Linked DNA regions of Homo sapiens: region 1 is linked to region 2. A link is an interaction called in ENCODE POLR2A ChIA-PET data of the cell type or tissue named here. Cell type or tissue: K562. All regions are shown on one strand. Each heading gives the region's core, and the rest is flanking DNA. Links, peaks and the distances in the headings are about the cores only.

The links. Peaks named below come from ENCODE experiments on the same cell type or tissue, not always from the same donor. Only the 100,000 strongest peaks of a DNase experiment are listed, where the experiment ranks them.
Region 1: POLR2A ChIA-PET joins it to region 2 with 5 read pairs; 1 of 35 experiments calls an interaction of 5 or more read pairs at or near these places.

Annotation. Positions count from the first base shown.
Region 1 is chr22:19,394,571-19,399,570 of GRCh38, reverse strand. It overlaps HIRA (histone cell cycle regulator), which reads left to right. Exons shown (of 25, transcript NM_003325.4): 6 at 1,484-1,579; 7 at 2,624-2,784. Among named protein-coding and RNA genes, the nearest start is that of HIRA, 35 kb to the left of the region's middle. In K562, for the core only: no CTCF peak of the experiment used is centred there; DNase peaks (open chromatin) are centred at 1,630, 1,870, 2,340 and 2,830; H3K4me3 peaks cover 251 bases.
Region 2 is chr22:18,043,642-18,054,047 of GRCh38, reverse strand. No RefSeq gene overlaps it. Among named protein-coding and RNA genes, the nearest start is that of LINC01634, 19 kb to the right of the region's middle. In K562, for the core only: no CTCF peak of the experiment used is centred there; a DNase peak (open chromatin) is centred at 5,357; H3K27me3 peaks cover 840 bases.

The DNA.
Region 1 (5,000 bases), core at 1-5,000, 1.3 Mb before region 2:
ATAATCTGGAGTATGGAGAGTGACAAATACACACGGGCCCAAAAAACCAGAATCCAGTTAATCTTCAGTGTTAAATTAGGTCAATTAATAGTAGTGAATACTCTCAACCACATAGAATGCAGGGCAAAAAAGGAAAGAAGCTGTGAAGATCACATAGGCATTTAGAATACAAAATGTGAACCACAGCATGTGAGACAATTTGAAAAAAAAAAAAAAACCTGTTAAGCTGTTACTATAGTTTTTTTTTAACTGGAAAAAATACAATAGATATTTGGAATATTTTGCTTAAACCTCTTGTACAAAGAAAGGACTTGATAGCTATTACCTTGCTGCTATGTTTGTTTCTTCAACTCACCAATCATTCTTCTGTATACCTAGCACTGCACCAGGCGCTGAGGTTAGAGAAATAACTAAGACTGCGCCCTTCACCCCTGATGGCAGGATAGGCAAGGTTGGCACCATCGTCACAGCGGACCCTCATCGATGCCTTGGTGTGTGCCTGGCATGGTGTTGCAGCAGTTTATCACATTTAATCCTTACAGTGACCCTATGAGGATAGGTTTTGGGGTTTTTTGTTTCATTGGTTTTTTTGTTTGTTTTTTGAGACAGGGTCTTACTCTGTTGCCCAGCCTGGAGTGCAGTGGTGCAATCATGGTCACTGCAGCCTTAACCTCCCTGGGCTCAAGTGATCCTCCCACCTCAACTTCCTGTGTAGCTGGGGATACAGGCATGTGCTACCAAGCCCAGCCAATTTTTTGTAGAGATAGGGTTTTGCCATGTTGCCTAGGCTGGTATTGTACCTCTGGGCTCAAGCGATCTGCCCACCTCAGCCTCCCAAAATGCTGAGATTACAGACGTGAGTCCCTGCACCTGGCCTAGATTTTGTTTTTTAATCTGCACTTAACAAATGATAAAATGGAGTCACAAAGAAGTGAATGTGAATAATTCTGTTTGGAGGCTCCATAGTGAAGGGGTACTCCTGTCAGGGTCTGGGAGATGAGACCCAGTCCATGAACCAGACGAGGGCCTCAAGATGACTTGTGTTCAGTTGTCAGCAGCCCTGGAGTTCTGACTGTGCCAGGCATTCTGCCATGTGCTTTACCCACTGTGTCTCATGCTCAGAAGGCTCTCGGAGGAAGGCCCTGTTATGATTGGCAAAGCAAGTCAGCAGGGCTGAGGAGCATGCTCCAGGCCACAGACCCACGAAGTAGCAGGCTCTCATGCATGGGTGTGGTGCCATATGGTGCCCAAGCTCTGAACCACGCCCTCAGTTGCTTCGTCTGTAAAAGGAGTGAGGCACTGGGGTCGGTTAGATGCTTTAAATTTATGACCAATTGAAAAATTCTGGGGGGAGTTTTTTCAGGTTGGTTAAAAAATACCAGAGTGGTTATGATGGTCCCAGGTCCCAGGGGCACTGGCCAAGCTAATAGACAAGGGCATCACCAGGTAAGAGATCTCACCAGAACCCTCTGTCTTCTTTCAGATGTGATGGATGTAGCATGGTCTCCCCACGATGCCTGGCTAGCCTCATGCAGCGTGGATAACACTGTCGTCATCTGGAATGCTGTAAAGTTCCCAGGTCTGGGGCCTCCTCTGACTGGTTAACAGCAAGCAGTACTGCCTGTCAGTTTCTGGAGCAGGGGTTGGGCTGTCTCCTTAGTCTTGGTGGCAACAGATGTGTCACAGTGGCCTAGGATTTATGTGTCTTGTCAGTTTTTCTTTGTCAGTTACATTTGTTTAAGCTTTAAAAAGAGATTCATGCTTAAGAAAAATGGTAACTGAGTGCTAGCATGGCATGCCACAGATCAGGAGGGTAATGGATGGGCAGCTGTTGTTGGGGACCCTGATGCTCCTAAACCTGCTGTGTGCACCCCCACCACTGGGCTCTGGGCTCAGCTCAGTCACCATCTCCTCTGTGAAACCCTTGAGCAGATACGGGCTAACACAAACCCAGTTTTGCAAAAGATTGATTTTTCTTATTCATTGTGTTTAAAGTCACAACAGATGGCATAACCTGGCACAGTGCTGCAGTTTATAACTAGTAAAATTCTTCTCATATTTCAGCTCTGTATTTGAAGTATGCTTTCCTTATGGATCCAGGTCATTTTAACTCTTTGAAAGCCACCAGCATGTGTGGAAACACTCAGTCTGGCTATGGAGAGGGAAGCTTTAGAGACCGGAGTAGCATTTGGATTACAGATCTATATGGGGTACCGTCGTACACACCTTTGTCTTCAGCCATAACTTATAAAAGACTCAGCCACAGTCAGGCCCTTTGAGCTAGTAGGCCTCCTCCTTATCAGGGAGCTACCAGGGAGGCTAACGTCAGAAGTGCTGGTGTCACAGCCCAGGAAGGGCAGCCATAGGCAGGGCCGCTAGATACAGATAAGACCTGGATCAGAACTAGCCCCTTGGTGCCTGCCTCCTTGATGCTGTCATTTCTTCAATTGGCTTTTGCCTTGGTGGAGATCAAATGAGGAGGCCCTTCTGCTTCTGTCTGGTGTGGGGGCTGGCCATGGCAGACTGCTGAGTCCCCTCTCTTGCATATCCATCCCATGGCCCATGGATTGCAGGTCATGTTTCCCTCAGACAACACCTCTCCACATTCCTTTTTTCTTCACAGAAATTCTAGCTACTCTGAGAGGTCATTCTGGCTTGGTCAAAGGGTTGACATGGGACCCTGTTGGTAAATACATAGCTTCTCAAGCTGATGACCGCAGCCTAAAGGTGTGGAGGACGCTGGACTGGCAGTTGGAGACCAGCATCACCAAGCCTTTTGATGAGGTAAGTGGGGACAGCTCAGGGAGCTGAGCCCCCGCAGCTGCCCCAGCCTCTTCCTGACTTCTGTGTACAGAGAGGGAGCTGGCCATGGGCCAGGCCACCTGGGGAATGCACAGAGTCCGGGGGCCTGAGCGGATTCACCAAGGCTCTCTGGGGTGGGACTCTGGCCCTAAGAGTCAGATAATACAGAATCCTTCATTTCTGAGACGCTGTTTAATTTCCAACTTTGAAATAAAAGGGATTTATAGTTTTGTTGTTTTTTGCTTTGTTTTGGCGACAGAGTTTCGCTCTTGTTGCCCAGGCTAGAGTGCAGTGGCACGATCTCAGCTCACTGCAACCTCCGCCTCCTGGGTTCAAGCGATTCTCCTGCCTCAGCCTCCTGAGTAGCTGGGATTACAGGTGCCCACCACCACACCTAGCTAATTTTTGTATTTTTAACAGAGATGCGGTTTCGCCATGTTGGCCAGGCTGGTCTCGAACTCCTGACCTCAGGTGATCTACCCGCTTCAGCTTCCCAAAGTGCTGGGATTACAAGCATGAGTCACTGCGCCTGGCCCGGATTTATAGGTTTAAAGTTGAAGTGAACCTTAGAGATGTCTCCACATCATTCTGTCACCCAGCTCACTCCCACAGACGTGGATAAAACTGCTTCTTATAGTGCGGAGTTTACTCTGAGCCTCCCGCAGAGCAGCTTGTTGGGGAGGATGGAGGAGACTCTTGTGCCATCCTCGACTGTGCTGTGCTTGTTGATATGCACCCTGCAGTTCAGGGGCCTTTTTTCCTGGCTGGAGTTAGCAGTACAGTTTGCACATGTTTGGAGATCAGACTGCAGTAGCTTCTCTGGTATTTTAATCTCTCTTCCGTTATTTGAGTTCTGATTTCAAATGGAATGAGAGCTCAAGATCACCATTGTTCATTAGACATTTATTAAGTGTCTACTGTATAGAAGGCAATAACTGGGCACAGGGAAATAAAAGTGGATTGAGATGGAGTCTCTCCTCTTGAAGCTTAAAGCCCCATAGGAAAGACAGGCATTCCCATTAGTTGCATGATAATGGAGTTGTCCAGAGTGCAGAAACAGCCCAGGAGAGGTGAGTGCATCAGGAAAGACTTCACAGAGCGAGGGACACATGAGGGAAGGTTTGCAGGAAGAGCACGCATTTGCCCACTGGTCAGGATGGCTGCAAAAGTAAAGTGATAGTCATATGTTCAGTTCTTCCCGCACAACACCAGCTCCTGGGCTAGGTATATGAGTACTGGTTTTTACCTTACTTAGTCTTGCCCTAAGGAGCTTTTGCTCCTTCTGGAGTTCCTCAGGGCTCTGACTGCCAGGCAGTGGGGTCCCATGAGGTGGACTCCTAGGGACGGCTTTAGGAGTGTCTTGAGTACCAGCAGGAGGTGGTAGTACTCTTCAGCCTCTACTGGGTGGGCCCATCCTTCCAGGTAGGGGGTGGTTCTGTCACCTAGGCTGAGAGCTGAGGTGGGTGATTTCACTATACTCAGGCTCTGGTTTGTCATGTCCTGCTCTAGAGCTGTGAGGTCATGATCTTAACCCTTAAGTCTTTAGAGCTGCCCTGGGCCCACCTTGAGCTTCAAGGAGCTGGCTCTGGACCCATGTCATCTCTTTTTGCAGGAGGGATAATGTGGAGGGATGCTCTGCCTCAGCCCCCAGTCCAGACTGGGGGAGCAGTGCCTTTCTACTGTTCCTTTTATAGTTTATAAGGATGTTACAAACCTCTTCTCCCTTGCGGGTATCCTCACCACCCTTTGGGTGAGGCAACAGGCTCAAGAGAGTAGGTGGTGCCTCACAGTCATCAGCTACATTACAGACACAGGCTTCTGCCAGGCTCCTGGGTTAAAAAGGGCTTTTTCTCCACCAGAGTATATCTTGAGGATGCTGTGCAGATGCCATGCTGTGGGTTAACAGGTGCTACACAGAAGAATTGGGTCAGTGGCCAGAGAGATTTGGCCCATGCAGAGGCTATGGTTCAAACAGGTAGCCTTCCTGCAGATCTCCTCAGGGCATACACTTCTGTACTATATTTCTTTGTTCAGCTCCTCTGGGGGAGTGTAGGATGCTGCAGTTTCCAAATTCATTTCACAGAGCCCTTTTTGGTTGGGCCATCTGGTGAGACAGAAGCTGTCAGTGTAGCCAGAAGCTTGGGGTGCATGCTCCACCATCACACATTTATAAATTGAAGTTTAACTTTATCCTCGAG
Region 2 (10,406 bases), core at 2,479-7,478:
GTGGGATGCTCTGCAGCACCAGGGAGAAGGAAAAGCGGTGAGAGCAGAAGAGGAACGTGCCTCAAGCTCTTTGAACGGGTTGTTGGGCTGCCCCTACCCCACCCAAGTCTACCTTATCAGCCACATTGAGAGGTGACAGCGTGCTGGCAGTCTTCACAGCCCTCGCTCGCTCTCCGTGCCTCCTCTGCCTGGGCTCCCATTTTGGCAGCACTTGAGGAGCCCTTCAGCCCACCACTGCACTGTGGGAGCCCCTTTCTGGGCTGGCCAAGGCCGGAGCCGGCTCCCTTAGCTTGCAAGGAGGTGTGGAGGGAGAGGCGCGAGCGGGAACCGGGGCTGCGCGCGCCGCTTGCGGGCCAGCTGGAGTTCCGGGTGGGCGTGGGCTTGGCGGGCCCCGCACTCGGAGCAGCCGGCCGGCCCTGCCGGCCCCGGGCAATGAAGGGCTTAGCCCCCGGGCCAGCGGCTGCGGAGGGTGTACTGGGTCCCTCAGCAGTGCCGGCCCACCAGCGCTGCGCTCGATTTCTCGCCGGGCCTTAGCTGCCTTCCCGCGGGGCAGGGCTCGGGACCTGCAGCCCGCCATGCCTGAGCCTCCCACCCCCTCCGTGGGCTCCTGTGCGGCCCAAGCCTCCCCGACGAGCGCCGCCCCCTGCTCGATGGCGCCCAGTCCCATCGACCACCCAAGGGCTGAGGAGTGCGGGACTGGCAGGCAGCTCCACCTGCAGCCCCTGTGCGGGATCCACTGGGTGAAGCCAAGCTGAGCTCCTGAGTCTGGTGGGGACGTGGAGAACCTTTATGTCTAGCTCAGGGATTGTAAATACACCAATTGGCACTCTGTATCTAGCTCAAGGTTTGTAAACACACCAATCAGCACCCTGTTTCTAGCTCAGGGTTTGTGAATGCACTAATTGACACTCTGTATCTAGCTACTCTGGTGGGGCCTTGGAGAACCTTTATGTCTAGCTCGGGGATTGTAAATACACCAATCAGCACTCTGTATCTAGCTCAAGGTTTGTAAACACACCAATCAGCACCCTGTGTCTAGCTCAGGGTTTGTGAATGCACCAATCGACACTGTATCTAGCTACTCTGGTGGGGCCTTGGAGAACCTTTGTGTCCACACTCCCTATCTACCTAATCTGGTGGGGACGTGGAGAACCTTTGTGTCTAGCTCAGGGATTGTAAACGCACCAATCAGCGCCCTGTCAAAACAGACCACTCAGCTCTACCAATCAGCAGGATGTGGGTGGGGCCAGATAAGAGAATAAAAGCAGGCTGCCCGAGCCGGCAGAGGCAACTCGCTCTGGCCTCCTTCCTTAGTGTGATAGCTTTGTTCTTTTGCTCTTTGCAATAAATCATGCTGCTGCGCACTCTTTGGGTCCATACTGCCTTTATGAGCTGTAACACTCACCACGAAGATCTGCAGCATCACTCCTGAAGCCAGCGAGACAACGAACCCACGGGGAGAAAGAAACTGAACACGTCCGAACATCAGAAGGAACAAACTCCAGACGCGCCACTTTAAGAGCTGTAACACTCACCGCGAGGGTCCGTGGCTTCACTCTTGAAGTCAGTGAAACCAAGAACCCACCAATTCCGGACACAACATGACCTGGGGCAACTCACTGAAACCCCGGTGCCTCTGCTGCTGCTGCCTTTTTTGTGTGTGTGTTTTTTGGTTTTTTTTGGAGATGGAGTCTCGCTCTGTTGCTCAGGCTGGAGTGCAGTGGCACGATCTCGGCTCACTGCAAGCTCTGCTTCCCGGGTTCACGTCATTCTTCTGCCTCAGCCTCCTGAATGGCTGGGACTACAGGCGCCCACCACCACACCCAGCTAACTTTTTGTATTTTTAGTAGAGATGGGGTTTCACCGTGTTAACCAGGATGGTCTCGATCTCTTGACCTCGGGATCCGCCCGCCTCTGCCTTCTAAAGTGCTGGGGATTACAGGAGTGAACCACCGCGCCCGGCCCTTTTTTTCTTTTTTGAGACAGAGCCTCTCTCACCCAGGCTAGAGTACAGTGGTTCGATTTCAGCACACTGCAACCTCCACCTCCCGGGTTCAAGCGATTGTCCTGCCTCAGCCTCCCGAGTAGCTGGGATTACAGGCACCCGCCACCATGCCCAGCTAATTTTTTTTTTTTTTGCATTTTTAGTAGAAACGAGGTTTCACCATGTTGGCTAGGCTGGTCTTGAACTCCTGACCTCCAGTGATCCGCCTGTCTTGGCCTCCCAAAGTGCTGAGATTACAGGTGTGAGCCACCATGTCCAGGCTTCTTCTTCTTTAAAATATATCATAGCATCTACTCCCTTAGAGGAGTTATGTGAAGATTAAATGAGTATGTGTGAAGCGGTTAAAACAGTTCCTTGCACAGCACAATGTAAGTGCTATTCATATTAATTTTTTTTAATTTTTTTGAGACAGGGTCTTGCTTTTTTGCCAAGCCTAGAATGCAGTGGCATGATTGTGGCTCACTGCAGCCTCCACCTCCCCAGGTACAGGTGATCCTCCCACCTCAGGTTTTGGGGGTTTTTTGGTTTTTGTTGTTTCTGTTTTTTTAGTAGAGGGGTTTCACCGCATTGTTCAAGCTGATCTCGAACTCCTGAGCTCAAGCAGTCTGCCTGCCTTGGCCTCCCAAAGTGCTGGGGTTACAGGCATGAGCCGCCGCATCTGCCTGGTATTAATATTAACGTTAAGGGAATCTCCCCTCCCCTCCCTTCCCCTCCCCTCTCCTTTTCTTTTCCGGCGTCTCACTTTGTCACCCAGGCTGGAATGCAGTGGTGCAATCAGCTCACTGCAACCTCCGTCTCCAGGGTTCAAGCAATTCTCCTCCCTCAGCCTCTGAGTAGCTGGGATTACAGGCGTGTGCCACCACACCCAGCTAATTTTTTTGTATTTTTAGTAGAGACGGGTTTCGCCATGTTGGCCAGGCTGGTCTCGAACTCCTGACCTCAGGTGATCCACCCACCTCGGCCTCCCAAAGCGCTGGGATTACAGGTGTGAGCCACTGCACCTGGCCAATCTTTTCTTTTTAATTACAAATAACAAGAGAGAGGATTGGGGGTTAAAACTTTGGGAGAGAAAAGGGAGAAGCCACGTAAGCAGAGAAGAGATGGTTCCAAGAGTCCCCATAGAAACTTGGCCTCAGAGAGGGACAGAGACCCTTCTGCTGCTGAAACAAGGCAGCCTACAGTCCCCAGGGTGTCCTGTCCATCTCCACCATGACTCCTGCCCAGGACCACCCCAGTGCTCAAGCAGGGCAGCCTCACCTGCTTTAGCACAGAAGCCTCCTGTCGGTTTGTTTCTCTGGGGGCCTGATTCCCTGAAGCAGCAGCAGGTTTCCCACCATCTTTATCGCTTTACCTCTGCCCAGGATTGCCACACGCGGTGCATGTGGGGAAGAGCTCATTGGGGAAGATTCTGGCAGAAAGATAACCAGAAAGTTTGCACCAAAACCCAGCCTGACCTCTCTCTCCCCTAAAAATCGGGTGCATAGACTTCCTGTTCCTTGCACAGCATAGTAATCCGTTTTGTTGCTAATATTTACCAGCCTTATCCAACTGTGAGGCCAGGCTTCCTCTGAGGCCTCTGGGACCTACCCCAGCAAACGGGTCCTAGAATCTCCACTGCCTCCCTTAAATGATGGGCTAGGGAGTGACTGGGGAGACGCAGGGTAGAACCCCAAAGACGTCGTCCTCATACTGTTCCAGACAGAAGGAGCCAAGTCTTGATCTGTGCTGGCAAAGTAATTTTTCAAACTGGAATTGCTGGTAAGGCTGCTTCCCTAAAAGGCAACTCAAGTCCTGTCCTCGGCCTGCCTTTCCCTGGAGCCATGGCTCCCTGCCATTGTGCAGACACTTCTCTAGATTCTCTAGGGCACAGGGTTCTTCTAGTCCATTCTCCCCCATCTCAACCCCTTAACTGCCCTCTCAGCTACCCTCAGCCCACTCAGGATAACAATGAACATTTGGAAAACTTCTCTAATAATGCTCTAGAAAAGCAAAAACGGCGCGGTGGCTCTCGCCTGTAATCCCAGCACTTTGGGAGGCTGAGGTAGGCGGATTACTTGAGGTCAGGAGTTCAAGACCAGCCTGGCCAACATGGTGAAACCCTGTCTCTACTAGAAATACAAAAAAAAAAAAAGCCAGGCATGGTGGCGGGTGCCTGTAGTCCCAGCTACTTGGGAGGCTGAGGCAGGAGAATCACTTGAACCCGGGAGGTGGAGGTTGCAGTGAGCCGAGATCGCACCACAGCACTCCAGCCTGGGCGACAGAGGGAGATTCTGTCTTAAAAAAAAAACAAAAAACAAAAAAAGCCGGGGCGCGGTGGCTCACGCCTGTAATCCCAGCACTTTGGGAGGCCGAGGCGGGCGGATCATGAGGTTAGGAGATTGAGACCATCCTGGCTAACACGGTGAAACCCTGTCTCTACTAAAAATACAAAAAAAAAAATAAATTAGCCAGGCAAGGTTGCGCTCGCCTGTAGTCCCAGATATTCAGGAGACAGGTGGGAGGATTGCTTGAGCCCAGGAGATCGAGACTGCAGTGAGCTGTGATTGCGCCATGGCACTCCAGCCTAGGCGACACAGCGAGACCCTATTTCAAAAAATTAAAAGATGGGTTCAGCCGGGAGCAGTGGCTCAAGCCTGTAATCCCAGCACTTTGGGAGGCTGAGGTGGGCGGATCACCTGAGGTCAGGAGTTCAAGACCAGCCTGGACAACATGGTGAAACCCTGTGTCTACTAAAAATACAAAAATTAGCTGGGTGTGGTGGCAGGCACCTGTAATCCCAGCTACTCAGGAGGCTGAGGCAGGAGAATTGCTTGAACCCGGGAAGTGGAGGTTGCAGTGAGCTGAGACCATGCCACTGCACTCCAGCCTGGGCAACAGAGCGAGACTCAGTCCCGGAAAATAAATAAATAAATAAATAAAAAGATGGGCTCATCGAGGACCATGGGTCTCCTTTGCTCTGCTCTCTGCAGAGTAGATTCATTAAACAGAAGGAAAGATGAGGGAAGCACAGCCAGTGCTGAGGCCCCCTCAGGCCTCCTTGGGTTTTCACGCCAGGAATCAGAACCGTGGCTCAGGCCACGTGTCAAAATCACAATTTGCCATCCTTCTCTGCTCTAGGTGCCACCTTTCTCGCAGTCTTCACCTGAGCCTTGAGGTGAATTCTTCCTGTGGGTCCATCTGACTTCCCAGGCAAGAAACAGGAGAGGCTTTTAAAATCGCTATGATTACTTGAACACCTGAAGCACTTGGAATAGGAGGGGAACAGGAAAGGAAATCCGTTAAAGGCACTGTGAGGCAGATAAAACGCGGAGGGCGGAGAGATAACTGGGTGGAAGGCGCTCGTCACAGCAGCGAGCGGCACGTGGTGTTTGCCGAGCTCCCTAAATGGACAGGGGCAGAACGCGTTTCTGTCTGCCTTTGCACGGAAGGAACTAATCCCCTTGGAAAAGGAATGGGTTCTAAGAGGGTCAAAGGAGTTGCTCGAGGCACCGCGTGATTCTGCGGCAGCAAGGGAATGTAAACCAGCTGCGCGCAGGCAGCGCCTCCGTGCCCGTTCTCGTCGGGCGTCGGGCTTCCTGTGTGGTCCGGAATCGGTCTTCTGCTTTCTGGAATCTTAAATGCACTGGCAGATGAGGGGGGGACTTTAGAGCTATGTTCCTTAAATATTCTCAGGCCCTAGAGAAAAAGATTCTTGTTTATTCTCATTAGCTTACTTATGTTTCATAACACCCGCACCTTCTGCCTAACAAAACGTGAGGTGTGACTCCATACACAGAGAACGTCCGGAGCACCGGACGATGTGGGGTGAGATTCCAGGAGGCTATTTGGGATCATGTACGTGCCATTAGCACTGCTTTCTTTCTGTTTTTGTTTAAGACAGGGTCTGGCTCTGTCACCCAGGCTGGAGTACACTGGCACGATCAGGCTCATCTACAGCCTCCAACTCACATTCTCAAGGGATCCTCCCACGTCAGCCTCCTGAGTAGCTGGGACTACAAGGGCTTACCACCATGCCCGGCTAATTTTTTTTTTTTTTTTTTTTTTTTTTTTTTGTAGAGATAGGGTCTCGCCATGTTGCCCAGGCTAGCCTTAAACTCTTGGCTCCAAGCAGTCTCCCATCCTTGGCTTCTCAAAGTGTTGAGATTACAGGCATGAGCCACTGTGCCCAGCCAACAGTAGCAAGAAAACCCTGTCTCTAAGAAATAAAATCGTTATTTAAAAAGTCAATGTAGTTTGTTGGAAAGTATTGTCAAGGCTAATAAAGACATGTTGTTCCCCGCCGAGGGGCCCTAGGTTCTTCTAAGCATCATCGTTGTGTGTGGCGAGATCTGCATAATAACTAAACTTCTGAAGAAAGTTCTCTGTTTTAACTCAGTCATGTGGCCCTTTGGGTTGACCTGTCTGCTTCTTTTTCCTTCTATGAATGATGATCTGGTTTTGACCCAACTGGATGCCCTCCCAAATGCTATCTAGATACACCTGAAGTTCAATTCGTTCAAGTTCCTATCTTGAAGCCAAACTGCAGTCAGCGCCGTTTTCAATGGTGGGGTTCTGTATTCATCTTCAGAAAGACCCAGTCAGTAGTAGGGCGTGCCCGGTGGCTCACGCCTGTAATCCCAGCACTTTGGGAGGCCTAGGCGGGCGGATCACGAGGTCAGGAGATCGAGACCATCCTGACTAACACGGTGAAACCCCGTCTCTACTAAAAATACAAAAACTAGCTGGGCGTGGTGGTGGGTGCCTGTAGTCCCAGCTACTTGGGAGGCTGAGGCAGGAGAATGGCGTGAACCCTGGAGGCGGAGTTTGCAGTGAGCCGAGATGGCACCACTGTACTCCAGCCTGGGCAACAGAGCAAGACTCTGTCTCAAAAAAAAAAAAAAAAAATTTAGCCGGGCATGGTGGCATGTGGCTGTACTCTCAGCTACTCAGGGAACTGAGGTGGGAGGATTGCTGAAGCCCAGGAGATTGAGGTTGTAGTGAGCTGAGATCGCACTCCAGCCTGGAAGACAAAGTGAGACCCTGTCTCAAAACAATAAAAATAATAAAGAATAAAATTGAATGATTGTAACCAAATTTCACACAGTAGAAAAGCGCATAAAATAATTTTGATGGCCAGGCTCAGTGGCTCACACCTGTAATTCCAGCACTCTGGGAGGCCATGGCAGGCAGATCACCTGAGGTCAGGAGTTCAAGACCAGCCTGGCCAACATGGTGAAACTCCATCTCTACTAAAAATACAAAAATTAGCCAGACATGGTGGTGGGTGCCTATAATCCCAGCTACTCGGGAGGCTGAGGCAGGAGAATCGCTTGAACCTAGGAGGCAGAGGTTGCAGTGAGTCGAGACCACAACATTGCACGCCAGCCTGGGCAACAAGAGCAAAACTCTATCTCAAGAAAATAATAATAGGCTGGGCACCGTGGCTCACGCCTGTAACCCCAGCACTTTGGGAGGCCCGGGTGGGTGGATCACCTGAGGTCAGGAGTTTGAGACCAGCTTGACCAACATGGAGAAACCCTGTCTCTACTAAAAATACAAAAATATAGCTGGGCATGGTGGTGCATGCCTGTAATCCCAGCTACTCGGGAGGCTGAGGCAGGAGAATCACATGAACCTGGGAGGCGGAGGTTGCGGTGAGCCAAGATCGTGCCATTGCACTCCAGCCTGAGCAACAAGAGTGAAACTCCATCTCAAAAATAATAATAATAATAATAATAATAATTTTGATGTGGGTTTCATTCATTGTCTTGAATGAAAATGGCAGCCAATGTTAAAAGTCTGATGTTTTCATTGGGTGTCAGTGACATTTGACAAGTAGCAAAGGCTACATTGATATCACTGTTACCCAATAAAAACATTAGGCAGAGGCTACTTGTCAAATGGATGCCTTGTGAGAAGACAAAACCTGAATCTGACACCTCAAAAAATAACCCATTGGGTGTACTAAATGTACCCATTAAAATACTGCCAATGTTTTCATAGTTAACAATTGTCCTTTTCACACACATCAGCAGGATGTGTGATGTGTCACTTTATGTAATAATTACGTAATAATACTTTCATATTATTAGCTTTTTTGAGTATATTTTAATTACTAATTAATCTCATTTTATTTTTTGAGAGAAAGGGTATGTAGAAGTGAGTATTTTAAAAATCAGGGCCAGGCACAGTGGCTCACGCCTGTAATCCCAGCGCTTTGGGAGGTCGAAGCAGGTAGCTCACTTGAGCCCAGGAGTTTGAGACCAGTCTGGACAATATAGTGAGACCCTGTCTCTATAAGAATTAGCAGGGTGTGGTGTTGCACGCCAATGGTCCCAGCTACTCAGGAAGCAGAGGTGGGAGGTGGGAGGATCGCTTAAGCCCGGGAAGTCAAGGCTGCAGTGAGCTGTGATCGCACCACTACACTCCAGCATGGGTAACAGAGCAAGACCCAGGGAAGTACAAATGGCTATTTTAAGAGGATATATGCAGCGCCTTGTGGATCTGGTAAGAAGTCCAACCAGAATATCTAGGTCTCGGGCCTGTGGTAGAACTAAGACTTCAGGTAAGGATTGATGAGGTTGCGGTGGGCCTGGAGAAGTAAAGAAAGAGAGAGGAAGGATGAGGGCACCAAATTGGTTCTACTTCCTCCTGAAGGCCTCCTAGCAGAGGCCATCAGCCAACAGCAGGTGCATTGCATAAACTGGAATGTGACTGGAAGAGATGTCTTAGCCTTGTGCAAAGACTGTGTCTCAGTTATACCGAGCTGATCCTGCTATTCAAATCCTACAGACCTTATTGAACTTCCAGACTCCACCCTCCAGAGGGTCTCCTCCCTCTCCTATACTCCAAAACCCTGAGCTCTTCAGGACTCCATCTGGCCTGTACAGGTGCCCCCCAGGCCCTCCAGAGAGAGAGAGGACAGCATTTGGCTCCTGGGCCCTGGGGTTTCACTCTGAGGAGGTGGGTGGACAGGAGGGTGGGAGCCGGGAAAGAAAGTCGGGAGGGCCTCATCTCCAAGTTAGAGAGTTGGCCTGATGAGGAGAGCGTCGGCGAATGGCGTCTTGCTGTTATTTCTCTGTATCCCTGCTGGGGATGGGAGTTCCTGGCAGCTGGCCCTGGCCCTGGCCTTGGCCTTTGTCTCCCTACACTCTCCTCTTGGCACAGCCAGAGGCTTTCAGTGTTGTGCTTTCAGGGTCACATGGTTTAAGCTTTGCACAGCTGCTGGGGGAAAAAGAGAGAGTGAGGGAGAGACTGAGACAGAGAGCACCCGCTCCATTCTTACCATATATGAGGCTAAGCGATGAGTATCGGCATGACTCAAAGCCCAAGAAAGCAAATCTCTGCCTGACTCTCACCCTTGGCTATGGAACACATTGCCTCTCACCCTATTTCTGGGCTTTTCACACCCAAATCCTCCCCTGCCCTCCACACACAAGCTTCCACTGACCTCCCGTGCACCCTCCCCTGAGTACACACACACTGTCATACCACACAAAAGATGTGTGTGCGTACTTTCTATCAAACCCGTGGAAAGAAAAGCCAACAACTTAATCAACCTAATAACTTTTGCACAACATGGTGGATAAGAGTTTGCTCTGGCAATTCACACACACACACACACACACACACACACACACACACACACGAATGCCCATGCCACGGGTGTTTATCCTTCTTTAAGCTTTTAGAATCTCTGTCCTTGGTCTCTCTCCAGTATAAATTCTTGAGTGCCATCTCCTGTTTTTCCACCAATGCTGCACCTTTCCCATCAGAAAAGTTACCTACTGCGATCAGAATTCTCACACCATGGAGTTTCAGAAGCCAGCCCTCCCGTGTCCCCAGGCCGCCAGTGGTCAGTGTTCCTCCTCCGCCTCTCCCACAGCACCTTGGCCTGTGCTGTGTAGCTTCTGCATGCTTCTATCACTGTTTGTAGCCTCCATCAGCAGCTGCAGCCAGCACCAGCCAATGCAGGTCGGGACCATGGTCTGCCTCATGCTGCTTCAGGCCACCTTGCATTGTCTTCACTAGCTTAACATCACGAGCGGTCACCGGTAATCTGGTCTTACAAAGTATGGTTATGATGCAACATGATTATTTTTTTAAACAAACATACTAAGTCTTAAATATTCAAATAAGGCTTCAAATAATAATGTGATCACCGTCACTGCCATTGGTCTCTAACCTCTCAAGGTCATCAATGGGAAGGCAGTGTTCACTTAGATGAGAATTTTTTTTTTTTTTTGGCAACAGGGTCTTGCTGTATTGCCCAGGCTGGGGTGCCAACACGGCTCACTGCAGCCTCACAATCTCCTGGGCTCAAGCTATCCTCCTGCCTCAGCCTCCCAAGTAGCTGGGAGTACAGCTGTGTGCCATCATGACCAGCTTATTTTTTAAAATTGTTTTGTAGAGATGGGGTTTC